Regions from separate parts of the Homo sapiens genome. Here region 1 is linked to region 2. The links are chromatin contacts, found by Hi-C or POLR2A ChIA-PET in ENCODE. All regions are on one chromosome and are shown on one strand. Each heading gives the region's core, a stretch centred on a gene start or an enhancer-like site at or near the end of the contact. The rest is flanking DNA. Distances are from core to core; before and after follow the strand shown.

What was found. A loop is a pair of places that touch in the nucleus more often than their neighbours do. ChIA-PET counts read pairs that join two places held with the same protein, here RNA polymerase II (POLR2A). Pooled maps may share reads with other maps.
Region 1: a loop to region 2 is called in a map with no recorded cell type, with 9 times the contacts of the local background. The contact joins two enhancer-like sites. A Hi-C loop is called at or near these places in 1 of 37 single-sample maps with no recorded cell type and 2 of 50 pooled maps. POLR2A ChIA-PET finds 5 or more read pairs at or near these places in 2 of 52 experiments (activated CD8-positive, alpha-beta T cell and activated naive CD4-positive, alpha-beta T cell).

Annotation. Positions count from the first base shown.
Region 1 is chr1:154,441,960-154,448,042 of GRCh38, reverse strand. The region is part of intron 6 of IL6R (interleukin 6 receptor); the gene reads right to left. Among named protein-coding and RNA genes, the nearest start is that of IL6R-AS1, 38 kb to the right of the region's middle. RefSeq lists an enhancer at 2,259-2,758 and a silencer at 5,408-5,507. Within about 2 kb of position 1,632, at least 3 of the 41 ENCODE cell types and tissues checked have a DNase peak (open chromatin) inside an H3K27ac peak, as active enhancers do.
Region 2 is chr1:154,746,774-154,752,089 of GRCh38, reverse strand. The region is part of intron 3 of KCNN3 (potassium calcium-activated channel subfamily N member 3); the gene reads left to right. Among named protein-coding and RNA genes, the nearest start is that of KCNN3, 120 kb to the left of the region's middle. RefSeq lists enhancers at 2,189-2,692, 3,588-3,797 and a silencer at 2,890-2,939. Within about 2 kb of position 3,934, at least 12 of the 41 ENCODE cell types and tissues checked have a DNase peak (open chromatin) inside an H3K27ac peak, as active enhancers do.

The sequences.
Region 1 (6,083 bases), core at 383-2,882, 300 kb after region 2:
AGTTCATCTCAATGTTATTTAAAAGAACAGCATGGGCTGGGCGCGGTGGCTCACGTCTGTCATCCCAGCACTTTGGGAGGATGGGTAGATCACCTGAGGTTAGGAGTTCGAGACCACCCTGACCAACATGGAGAAACCCTGTCTCTACTAAAAATACAAAATTAGCTGGGTGTGCTGGCACATGCCTGTAATCCCAGCTACTCGGGAGGCTGAGGCAGGAGAATCGTTTGAACCCGGGAGGCGGAGGTTGCAGTGAGCCGAGATCATGCCATTGCACTCCAGCATGGGCAATAAGAGCAAAACTCCGTCTCAAAAACAAAACAAAACAAAACAAAACAAAACAAAACAAAACAAAAAACAGCATGCTGGAAATAACCAAATATCCAACCGTAAGGGACTAGCTGTAGAAATTATGACATAACTACATAATGCAGAAACTTTTAAAATTTATTTTATATATATATATGTATGTGTATATATATATATGTGTATGTGTATATATATGTATGTGTATATATATGTATGTGTGTATATATATATGTGTGTGTGTGTGTGTGTGTGTGTGTATATATATATATATATATATATTTTTTTTTTTTTTTTTGAGATGGAGTTTCACTCTTTTGCCCAGGCTGGAGTGAAGTGGCATAATCTCGGCTCACTGCAACCTCCACCTACTGGGTTCAAGCGATTCTTCTTCCTCAGCCTCCCAAGTAGTTGGGATTATAGGCGCCCACCACCACACCCAGCTAATTTTTGTATTTTTAGTAGAGACAGGGTTTCACCATATTGGCCAGGCTGGTCTTGAACTCCTGACCTCAGGTGATCTATCCGCTTTGGCCTCCCAAAGTGCTAGGATTACAGGCATGAGCTACCGTGCCTGGCCAATTATTATATATTTTTTGAGACAGGGTCTCGCTCCGTCGCCAGGCTGGAGTGCAGTGGCATGATGATGGCTCACTGTAGCTTTAACTTCTGGGCTTCAGTGATCCTCCCATCTCAGCTTCCCAAGTATCTGGGACTACAGGCGTGTGCCACCACGTCTGGCCAAAAATATTTTAGAAAAACATTGAAGACATGACATAATGCTGTATGAAGAATGCAAGACAAGAAAAATTCTATGTATTTTGATTCAAACTTTCTAAAGAAATATATTTTTATGATTATTGTGTAACACAGTATATATCATAATACTATATATTTGCACACAGGAAGAAGAAAATGGAAAGATACACATCACCAGAGATAAGCACTATTTCAATTTCCTTCTATGCACCTTTTTGCAATAAAAAATATATAACAAATAAATATTCATTTGCCTGTATGGGTTTAGTACACATTGCAGCAGCAGGGATGTGGACCAGGCACCCTCACGGCTCCCTCCCCCTGCACGGGAACAGTGTTTCTGCGGAAACCCCAAGGCAAGAGGAGGCTAAGTATCCAAGCGAAAGCCTGGGCCTTAACCGTAACAGGCAGTGAGTGGAATGCTCTGGATTTCAAAACATTTTCTTGTCAGCTCATCATTTTTCCATCAAGAATTCTAAAATTCCACAGAATGGTTTAAACAAAAATCACGAGCCTCGCTGGGCCAGGAGTAAGGACTAGCAAGGAGGCGGGGAGAGGGTGACCCTGCTTCGGCGTCAGGGAGGGTTTCCAGAATTCCTGGAGTATGCCATCACCAGTAAGGGGGAAACCACACACCAGCAGCACCAGAGGAAGTATAAGAATGCATCCACTCTTCCAATTGTACAGAGGGGAAACAGAGGCCCGGAGAGGGAAAGCGACTTGTTCAAGGCCGCACAGCAAGTGCGACCTGAATTGAACCTAGAATTCATGGGAGGGACCCAGTTTATTGTTCCTTTGCGTTCTTCCCAGCCCAGCAGAGGACAGTTACACACTTATAGCCCAGGGTATCTAAAGGATGACCTGAGGGCATGGAGGCACTAGAATGAAAGCTAAAATCAGAAGACAAAGAAGATGGGGGCAGGCCGGACTCACACCTGTAATCCCAGCACTTTGGGAGACTGAGGCTGGAGAATCCCATGAGGCCAGGAGTTTGAAACCAGCCTGGGTAACATAGTGAGACCTCATCTCTAAAAAAAAAAGAAGAAAACAAGAAGAAGATGGGGCAGCCCTAAATAGAAAATATGGCTGCCCATGGATGCTCGTGCAGTTCAGCAGTTTTCCAAACCCCGCCAGAGTCAGCTTCGTCTGGAGCCTTGAAGGCTCCACCTTGCTTGTTGCCTCAGAACCATGGAAATGGGACCCAGTCATTAGGGCTTTTTTTTTTTTTGAGACCGAGTCTCGCTCTGTCGCCTGGGCTGGAGTGCTGTGGCGCAAACTCAGCTCACTGCAAGCTCCGCCTCCTGGGTTCAAGCCATTCTCCTGCCTCAGCCTCCTGAGTAGCTGGGACTACAGGCGCCCACCACCACACCCGCCTAATTTTTTGTATTTTTAGTAGAGACGGGGTTTCACCGTGTTAGCCAGGATGGTCTTGATCTCCTGACCTGGTGATCCGCCCGCCTCAGCCTCCCAAAGTACTGAGATTACAGGTGTGAGCCACCGCGCCCAGCTGTCATTAGGGTTTTTTAAAGGCTCCCCATACTATACTCAAGACAGATGCTTCAGGAAGAAAGTTTCTACTCTCAGTCCTGACCCCCAACACAGCCTGTGGCCCAGAGAATGCCCAGTAACCTCTGGCGGCTCAGGTTTCTGGGGTTAAAGTGGTAATGAACCACAAAGCCACAGGAAGAGGGGAGGAGAGACCGTGGGACCCACAGGCTCAGTGGCGCCAGGCAGCTCCTGCGTGCTGAGCAAGGGGACCCTACTTCACACCTTTCCTCGCAGCCTTTAAACCACCCAACAGACAGCTCATCACTGCTCCTCTATTCGTGTAGAAACAAATAAATAAACCTCACTGAGGAGCCTCCTGAGGAGAAATGACTCACCTCCAGCTGGGTCCCAAATGCCACCCGGGATGGTCTGTGGAGAGAAGCCTAGTGGAGACAAGTACAGAAAAGGCTGTGTGTACAAATCTCCACAGTGTCTGGGTGCCAAAAGCGCCCCTCATTTTGAGGTTTCACCCTTCCTCATTTGGGGGGGGCGGGTGTGGGGGGCAGTTAAGGAGTCTTTTTGTTGTTAAGACAGGGTCTCCCTCTGTTGCCCAGGCTGGAGTGCAGTAGTGCAATCATAGCTCATTGCAGCCTCCAACTGCTGGGCTCAGGTGATCCTTCCACCTCAGCCTCCCACTTAGCTAGGACTACAGGTGTGCACTGCTATGCCCAACTAATTTTTTTTTAACTTTTTTTTGTAAAGACAGGGTCTCCTTATGGTGCCCGGCTGGTCTCTATCTCCTGGGCTCAGGCAATCCTCCCCCATCAGCCTCGTAAAGTGCTGGGATTATAGGCCTGAGCCACCACGCCTGACCAAGCATCCTTTCTTTTATGAAATTATGGTGATGGTAAATGCTAATAGTTATTTATCACTTACTTGTTACATTTTATGTCCTTACTTAGCAAAATTAAAAGCTGGCAACCAGCCGGGCACGGTGGCTCATGCCTGTAATCCCAGCACTTTGGGAGGCCGAGGTGGGTGGATCACCTGAGGTCAAGAGTTAAGACCAGCCTGACCAACATGGAGAAACCCCGTCTCTACTAAAAATACAAAATTAGCCGGGCATGATGGCGCATGCCTGTAATCCCAGCTACTCAGGAGGCTGATGCAGGGGAATTGCTTGAACTCAGGAGGTGGAGGTTGCGGTGAGCTGAGATCACGCCATTGCACTCCAGCCTAGGCAACAAGAGCGAAACTCCGTTTCAAAAAAAAAAAAAAAAAGCTAGCAACTTTAATTGGTCCCCAGAATTGTTTTTGAAATTTTACAGACCCGTGAAATCCCAACGTTTAGGAATCACCCAGTTGTGCACAAGGATGTCAGGCGGATAGGCAATGCGAGGATGAGGGAGGAGGGTCGTGGAGAGGGGCACGAAGAGTGGAGTGCAACAGAATGGCTGACTGCTAGATGCTATTGAGATGTGGCAAGAACCCAAACCAAGGCAGAGACATTTGGTGCGATGTGCAAGCTCCTGGCTGGGTAGCTGGGTGGGTGGGGTGTCCCCTGGACAAGCAGGGCAGGGAGATCTGTGAGGGGTGTGATATGTTTGGTTTGGGTCATGCGGAGCACCTGGCACAGGAGGGAGGATCTGGCCAGAAGTCTGGGCCAAGTTGAAGACATGAATCCAAAGCTCGAGAGACAGGCTTGGCAGGAGATACGGGTGAAAGGCAGTCATGCTGGCATTTATTGCACCCTTGTCATGTGCCAGGCTCTGTGCTAATTGCTTCTCACCTCACTGAAGCCTCACAACCCAGCAAGGCTGGGGTTTGGGTTTTTTGAGGCAGGCATTATTATTCCCATTTGACAAATAAGCAAACTGAGTCTCAGTGAGGTACTTCCCCAGGGTCGTGCTAGTCAAGGGCAAGGGCAGCAACTAGACCCAATGCTGCCTGACTCCAGAGCCAGTGCTCTGCACAAAGTGGCAGGTGATGCAGTGGAAGTGGGCGGGGCCCCAGTGGAATGTTCCAGAAAGCTGCAGAAAACAGGGCAGAGAGGGAATTCAGGGATGCCATATGGATAAGTGAACAGGGCAAAATCTCTCCGGAAATGTGTAACCAAGGCTCTTTAACCCCAGAATGTCCCACTTGGGAGTGCTGCAGAGAGGAACAAAACAAACTCCTCCAGAATGGATGGCCAAAGAGTTTGAGAAGATAACGTGTAGCTGGAGGCACTGACCGCCCAGTCCTGGCTTCAGGGCACCCCCTCATGTGCAAATGCAAACCTTTGGTATCACCTCCTCCAACAGGTGTGATTCCCATTCTTGGGGAATAGGAGAGGGAGTTAAAGGGATTATTTGTGAGAAGCAAGGAATAACCCCCTTATACCTAATGGGCTTTTCCCAGGCATTTTGCCCCACGCCCTCTTTGAAAAGGGGCTCCAGCCTGGCACAGTGGCTCATGGCTATAAATCCCAGAGCTTTGGGAGGCTGAGGCAGGAGGATCACTCAAGGCCTGTGCAACATAGGGTGACCTCATCTCTGTAAAATATTTTTTAAAAAATTAGCTGGGCATCGTGATGCATGCCTATAGTCCTAGCTACTCAGAGGCTGAGGCAGGAGTTCAAGGCTGGAGTGAGCTATGATTATGCCACTGCACTCCGGCTTGGGCAACAGAATGAGATACCATCTCTGAAAAAAAAAAAAAAGAAGAAAATGATTTTGTGATTCCCCCAGACTCAATGTTGATGTGACAGGGAGAACTCCCATCAGGAGAGGATAAATTCAGAACTCCCGCTTGAGAGAAAGCTGCCGACCGTGCTGGCCTTGCTGGCCAAAGCAGGGCTAAGACAGAGTGACCCTGGGACCCCCAACTTCATACAAAAGGCTATCCTGGGCTACAGTCTGTGCGGGGGGCCAGGCCCCAGCCTCAAGGGGGCAGCACCTGCTGAAGTCCAGGCTCCAGAGCCCCACTCTATGGCATTCCACTTCCACTCCTACAGGGGCCCACCAAGGCCGGCCTCCACCTGTCCCACTCAGACCACCCACCCACACACGTGTCGGCCTCACCAAGCAGCTCTCTGCCACCCTCCCCTTGCTCACAGCTCCGTGCCTTTGTACTCTGCCTACAATCCCCATTTTCTGTCTGGGACCCTCCTACACATCCTTCAAGACATAATTCAATTGTCACCTCCTCCATGAAGCTTTTCCTGCTATCTCTAAACTGCCCCAACAGAACAGTCTGCTTACGGCCTTATCGTGCTGTGAACACCATCTATTACGTATTAGACATACTACAGTGGGGCACGCACCCTCCTCCAGCCCCCTCAAGCACATACTAAAACCACCAGGAAAGCTTTCTCAAACCACCCACTCTACTTCCTCCTCCAGATTCCAATGCAGTGAGTTCACGATGGCATCCAGGATAGTGATTCTGGGATGCCCCTGGTCCCACTCTCCTCCCAAGAACCAGCACTGTCCTGTAATTGCTGATCCCCTTACAAATGCAGTATGCTTTAGCATTTCTAAAGAATATTT
Region 2 (5,316 bases), core at 2,685-5,184:
AGGAGGCCTTTCGAGGACTTAACACCCGGAGGACTTTCCTCCATGCCTCCTCTCTCTGTCTGTCTTCCTAATTTCAGTGAGTCAGTTTTTCCTCCCCATCTGTTTGCTTTCTGGCACTTTACACAACTGTCTGGGCTCTTTCATTTTGCCTTCTGTGGTTGCTCAACTCCATCATTTCCCTCTCGATGCTTCTCCTTTGTTCCCTGGCAGGCTCCTCTCATCTGCCAGTTTCCAGTCCTATGAAGAGTCAGAGGTGGGTTTTAGTTTTCAGGCAGCATTTTTGTTGCCTGGCAACGTGTAACAAGCATCTTCTGTGGTGGCTGCTTCCCTTAAAACAGAGCCAGGCTGGGGATGCAGTGGACGAAGGAGTCTCTGGGAGCTTCTCTGGGGTCATGGGGAGGAGTCAGGGGAGGGGGACAGACAGACAGGTTGGCTTCCATGGTGACTCTGAGTGTTGCCATTCTTACTCTTTTATAATAGCCTTGGCACTGGCACGCCCTCTCCTGCCCCATTTCAGGCACCCCAGGTGTCCAGTGGTGAAAAGCCTTGGGTTAGGAGCCATCAGAAGTTCTGTGTAACTTGAGAGGCACCTGCTGCAGCTCCCTGAGGCATGGCCAGCCTGGATGAAGGCTGCTAGGTGGTTTCCACTGGTGCTGACTCTTGCTTCATCTTGTCTGCACGGGATGCCACAGGCCTCCTGTCTGGAAAGACACCTGGCTTTTGCCTCTGCAGTCAGCCCAGCTGCTAGTTGTCCCGAGAATGGGAGTGGGAGAGAGAAGGGGGACAGAATGTGATCCAAAAAAACACCTGACTTAGAGCTGGAGGGGGCTTTAGAGCTTCTTTAGCCAAATCCTCATATTGTACACACGAGGAAACCAAAGCCCAAAGAAGGGAAGCAACTTGTCCAGACTCACACCGCGAGTTGGGCGGGTCTGAGCTCCCAGCCAAGGGTCTCTCTCCTGGGACTGGACTCTGCCGAGCTCACACATCTGATGCCCTGTGGCTAGAAAGAGGCAGCATGTGGTGAGAAGTGCACCAGATGCCCAGTTCTCCGCTTTCTGGCCTCCATTTGCTTATCTAAAAAGAATGAGGTGAACTGGGCTAGAGGGAGCCCCAAGACTCAGTGACTCTGATGGTAAAGCTGACACAGCAGGCAGGCCCCTGCTGCCCAGGCCTTCAGCCACGTGTCCAGGGCTGCTCTCACCGCCCCAGGAAAGCTCAGAAGCTGAGGGGGTCCTGGGCCTCTGAGCTGATGCTCCCCAGGAGAATCCCACTGTATGCAGAGACCCCGAGCACAGCCACGACACTTGTCACCATGAGGCTGATTTAGGGCAAGCCTCCTGGGCATCTGTGTCTTCAAAGATGGTCTCTTAAGACCCTTATCAAGGATCAGGGCTGCAGCTGCCCACTCCCCTACCTAACCAGCTCTCCATCTAGTGTGGGAAACGGGTAAGAAAACATTCTCTGAGAATTACAGCTCCTTAGAGCTGGAAGGGGCCCTAATGCACATGGACCCAGCCCCCCACCCTTCCCAGATGAAGAGAGGGAGGCCCAGAGCTGTGAGAGTTGATGCGAAGGGGGTTTTGCTCTATTCCCTTCAGACCCCACAGGTGAGAAGGCATCTCCAGATGGGTCATCTCTTTATCCTGCTCCTTCCTTTCCTTAAGTAAGAATCTCTCAGTTCAAGAGGCAGAGAAAAGGATTGCTGAAGGCAATCTGTCTCTTCATATCTCTTTCATTCTGCTCCTGGGGCCGAGGAAATGGGTGAGGAGGGGTGCAGGAGGCCCTTGGCCTGAGCACCAGGCCTGGAGCCTTCCCTTCCAGCCGCTGCTCTCCAGAGCTTGGGGTGCACCAGCTTCGAGGCTTTAGAAGCTTCTCCAGCAAGAAAGGCCCTTCTGAGGGAAAAGTGTGTGCGACTGGCTGTCTCCATTCCTTTCTCCATATAGTGTTGACCTTCGGAATTAGCTTTATTCCTGACGTGTACCAGAATTTTCAGTTAATCATGTAAACCAAGGCTCAGGTGACTTGGCTGTGGGCAGTTGGGGCCGGACCAGCCCCTGAGAAACTACTCCCATCCCAGACTTCGTGACGCTTCACTTGGCCAGAGCCCACTCCCAGAAAGCAGGGAAATGTGCCTTTCTGCGTAGCCCAGGCCTATGGAAAGAGGCGAGAGGTCAGGGACAGCTGCACTCCCTGGGCAGGCTGCTTGTGGTCCGGGAGCATCCCGTAGTCTCCCCAAGCCCCACGGCCGTGGGGACCCCGGGTCAGGGCATTATTGTGCATATCCCTGTCCTCAGGCCCCTCATGCTCAGGCCAGACCCTCACCCAGGTGCCCTTGCCCTCAGACTCCTCCCCTTCCAGCCATTGTCTCTGTCTCCATCCCTGTCCCTCTCTTTCTCTATCTTCCTCTCTCTCTGATTCCCTGGGGGCTACTTTGCAACCTCTGCTGAGTCAGAATTCTTCCCACTCGCCCTGACGTCCCAGGCTCCTCCTTGGCACCCTGTCTTCTCTGTGGCAGGGAAAGACGCCCAACCAGAGCTCCCACGTCCTGCCCTGGGAACCCCACTGCTCTGGGAAACAAAAACAAGAAAATTCCTTCCCAGGGTACTTGTTCTGTGCTGTTCCTCTTTGTTCTTGGTCACAGGGTGATTCCCACGTCCTTCCCACACTAACCCTGCCTAGGTGAGGCTGCAGCTTTGTGTGCCTTCCACAACATTTGCTTGCCTGGGGAGCTGCCTGCCTTTAATTATCTTTGGAAAGCATAACTGAGAAGAGCAAGACACCCGTCTTTTCTTTAGGGCTCTTGCCAGGAGCACTGCCTATGCAGCACTTCCCTCCAGGGGGTGCCATTCACATTGAAGTCTTCGTGACTGGCACTCCTTGGAGTTGCACAGTGCGCAACCTATGCTGCTGAACAGGGCAGCCCTGGCTCTGTCTTACTCTCCTGGGAAGCATGGCTCATTATAACACAGATCCAGGATGAGATACCTGAGAGAGAGAGAATCCCCACCAGTCTCTCCACTCATCTCACCTCCCTTTTTAGGTCTCCACCTCCTCCAAGGTGTAATATGGTCAAAGACAGGGCTCCTCCAAGGTGCAATATGGTCAAAGACAGGGCTGTGGATGCAGGCAAGTCCAAGCACACACTCGGGCCCTGCCACTCAATTGATGTTTTATTTTGTGCAAGTTTCCTAATCTAGTAATTAATCAAGTGATCCTCCCACCTCAGCCTCCAGAATAGCTGGGACTATAGACACGTACCACCATGCCCTGCTAATTTTATTCATTTTTTGTAGAGACAGCATCTCACTATGTTGCCCAGTCTGGTCTTGAAATCCTGGGCTCAAGGGATCCTTCTGTCTCAGCCTCCCAAAGTGCTTGGATTACAGGCATGAGCCACTGCACCTGGTCTAATTTTCCAATTCAGTAAAATAGGAAGTGACAGTTATGAGTCTTGTTTTTTGAGGATTAAATTCAGTAATGCGCATAAAGCTTTGGCCCACATGGCACGTGATTGGCACTTGAGAAATGATAGTGATTATTGTTATCTCTTCAAATAAGATTAGCATCCAGTCTTACCTACCACACAGAGATAGCCCCAGAAATAAAATGAAATGAGAAGTAGATCATCTCTAAGATCTTTGAGGAAGTATTTTGCAAGAATCCCAACTACTGTTGTTCTTCTCTCTGTATATAAAAAACGATGAACTGTGAAGCCCCTTTGCTTCCAAGTCACGCTCTGTGACTGATGGCAGATGTCGGGAAAGGCTCAACCAGGAGAGAGAAAGCTTGCAGGCGCGGGCGGCAGACTGAGGGCCCCGGGCGGGTGGAGCTCAATGAAAACCACAGACAGACAGCAGCTGTGAGAGCAAGCAGAGACCCAGAATGGCTTTAAACAGAAAGCAGAGGCCCACAGCAGGGAGTGAGATGAGACCAGGTTTAAACGTCACTTTCCCCTAAGTCCTTGTTCATTCACAGCTTCCTTCAGTAGCTCTGACCAGCTTTCTCAGCACCTGCCGACCGACAAACCAACCAACCAATGGAGGCTGGTGCTGGGGGTGGAGATGGCCAAGAGCCGGTGGTGAGAAGTGAGGGAGAATGGGGAAGAAGGGGCTCCACAGAGGGCACTTGATCCGGGACGGCTTTCCGGAGGAGGTGATTTCCTAGGCCTAAGGGGCCTCCGGGCAGAGGGGCCAGCATGAGGGAAGCTCGGAGGTGGGGGAGCATGGATTGGAGGAGAGAATAAGCAGTTGCTTGCTGGGGTGTCATAAGATGCGGCAGTGCACTCAACGCTACAGGAGCAGGCACGGGCCTTTTTCACCAGCCTAAGGATTTTGGAATGACTCTTCTATCAGCCAACAGTTTCCAACCTTATTTATGTACTTGTTTCTTTGATTCCAGCGATGCAGGAGAGATGATATTCAGACAGCCGACTTCTGCTGTGGGTGTGCCCCAGGTTATAAATCATTTCCATCAGGCTAGCTGGAGTCCCGGCCCTTCCTTTCCACTGAAGAAAGCAAATCAGAGTACCAGATAGCGAGAGTGATATTATCACAGGATAGCCTTGAAACTGCCATAACAAAAAAAATAAATCGTTCACAAATGTCAATCCTTCAACTACTATTAGCCCCAGAGAGACTGTTTGTCTGCCCCAGTGTGTCGCTGTGCAGAGGCTGAGAACGTCCCCTCTCCTCTTCCCACACCTAGGAGAGGGGGAGCCACTGGTAGATTGGGAGCAGGGGAGGGTCTGGAGTTTCAGAAAGATTTCCCTGGCTGCAGTGTGGAAGGGGGATTTGAGGGGAAGACGGGACACCAGCTGGGGAGGCTGCTGTAGTAACAGAATGCTGCCCCCACCACCCCTGGGTACAGTGGTGGCTGGGATGAAGAGCAAGGGCAGTTTTGAGAGAGCTAGAGGAGCCAACCTCCACCGGACTGACTCACTGGATGTGGAGTGATGGGGAGGAAGCTCAGGAACAGTGTCTGGTGTCCTAGTGTGGCTGGCTGGATAGCTGGTGGGACTGCCCACGAATAGGAGGTGCAGGAGGAAGAGGGCCGGGGTTGCAGGGGACCTGGGCAGCAGGGAGAGGGCAGGTAATGAGCAGAGTTGGGGATCGGTTGAGCTTAGTTTACCTGCCACCCCTCCAGAGATGTCCCACGTTGGGGGGACCCATGCACCTACTCCAGATGTTACCCTCCCCACTTTACAGCACAGGATTCTGCCTGGTGACATTTGATGCCATCTGTATCTGGCCACCCAGTGGGTGCAAAATGCAAGTTTGCTGATTAAGCAAAATCAACCTGAAGCAAACAAAGACT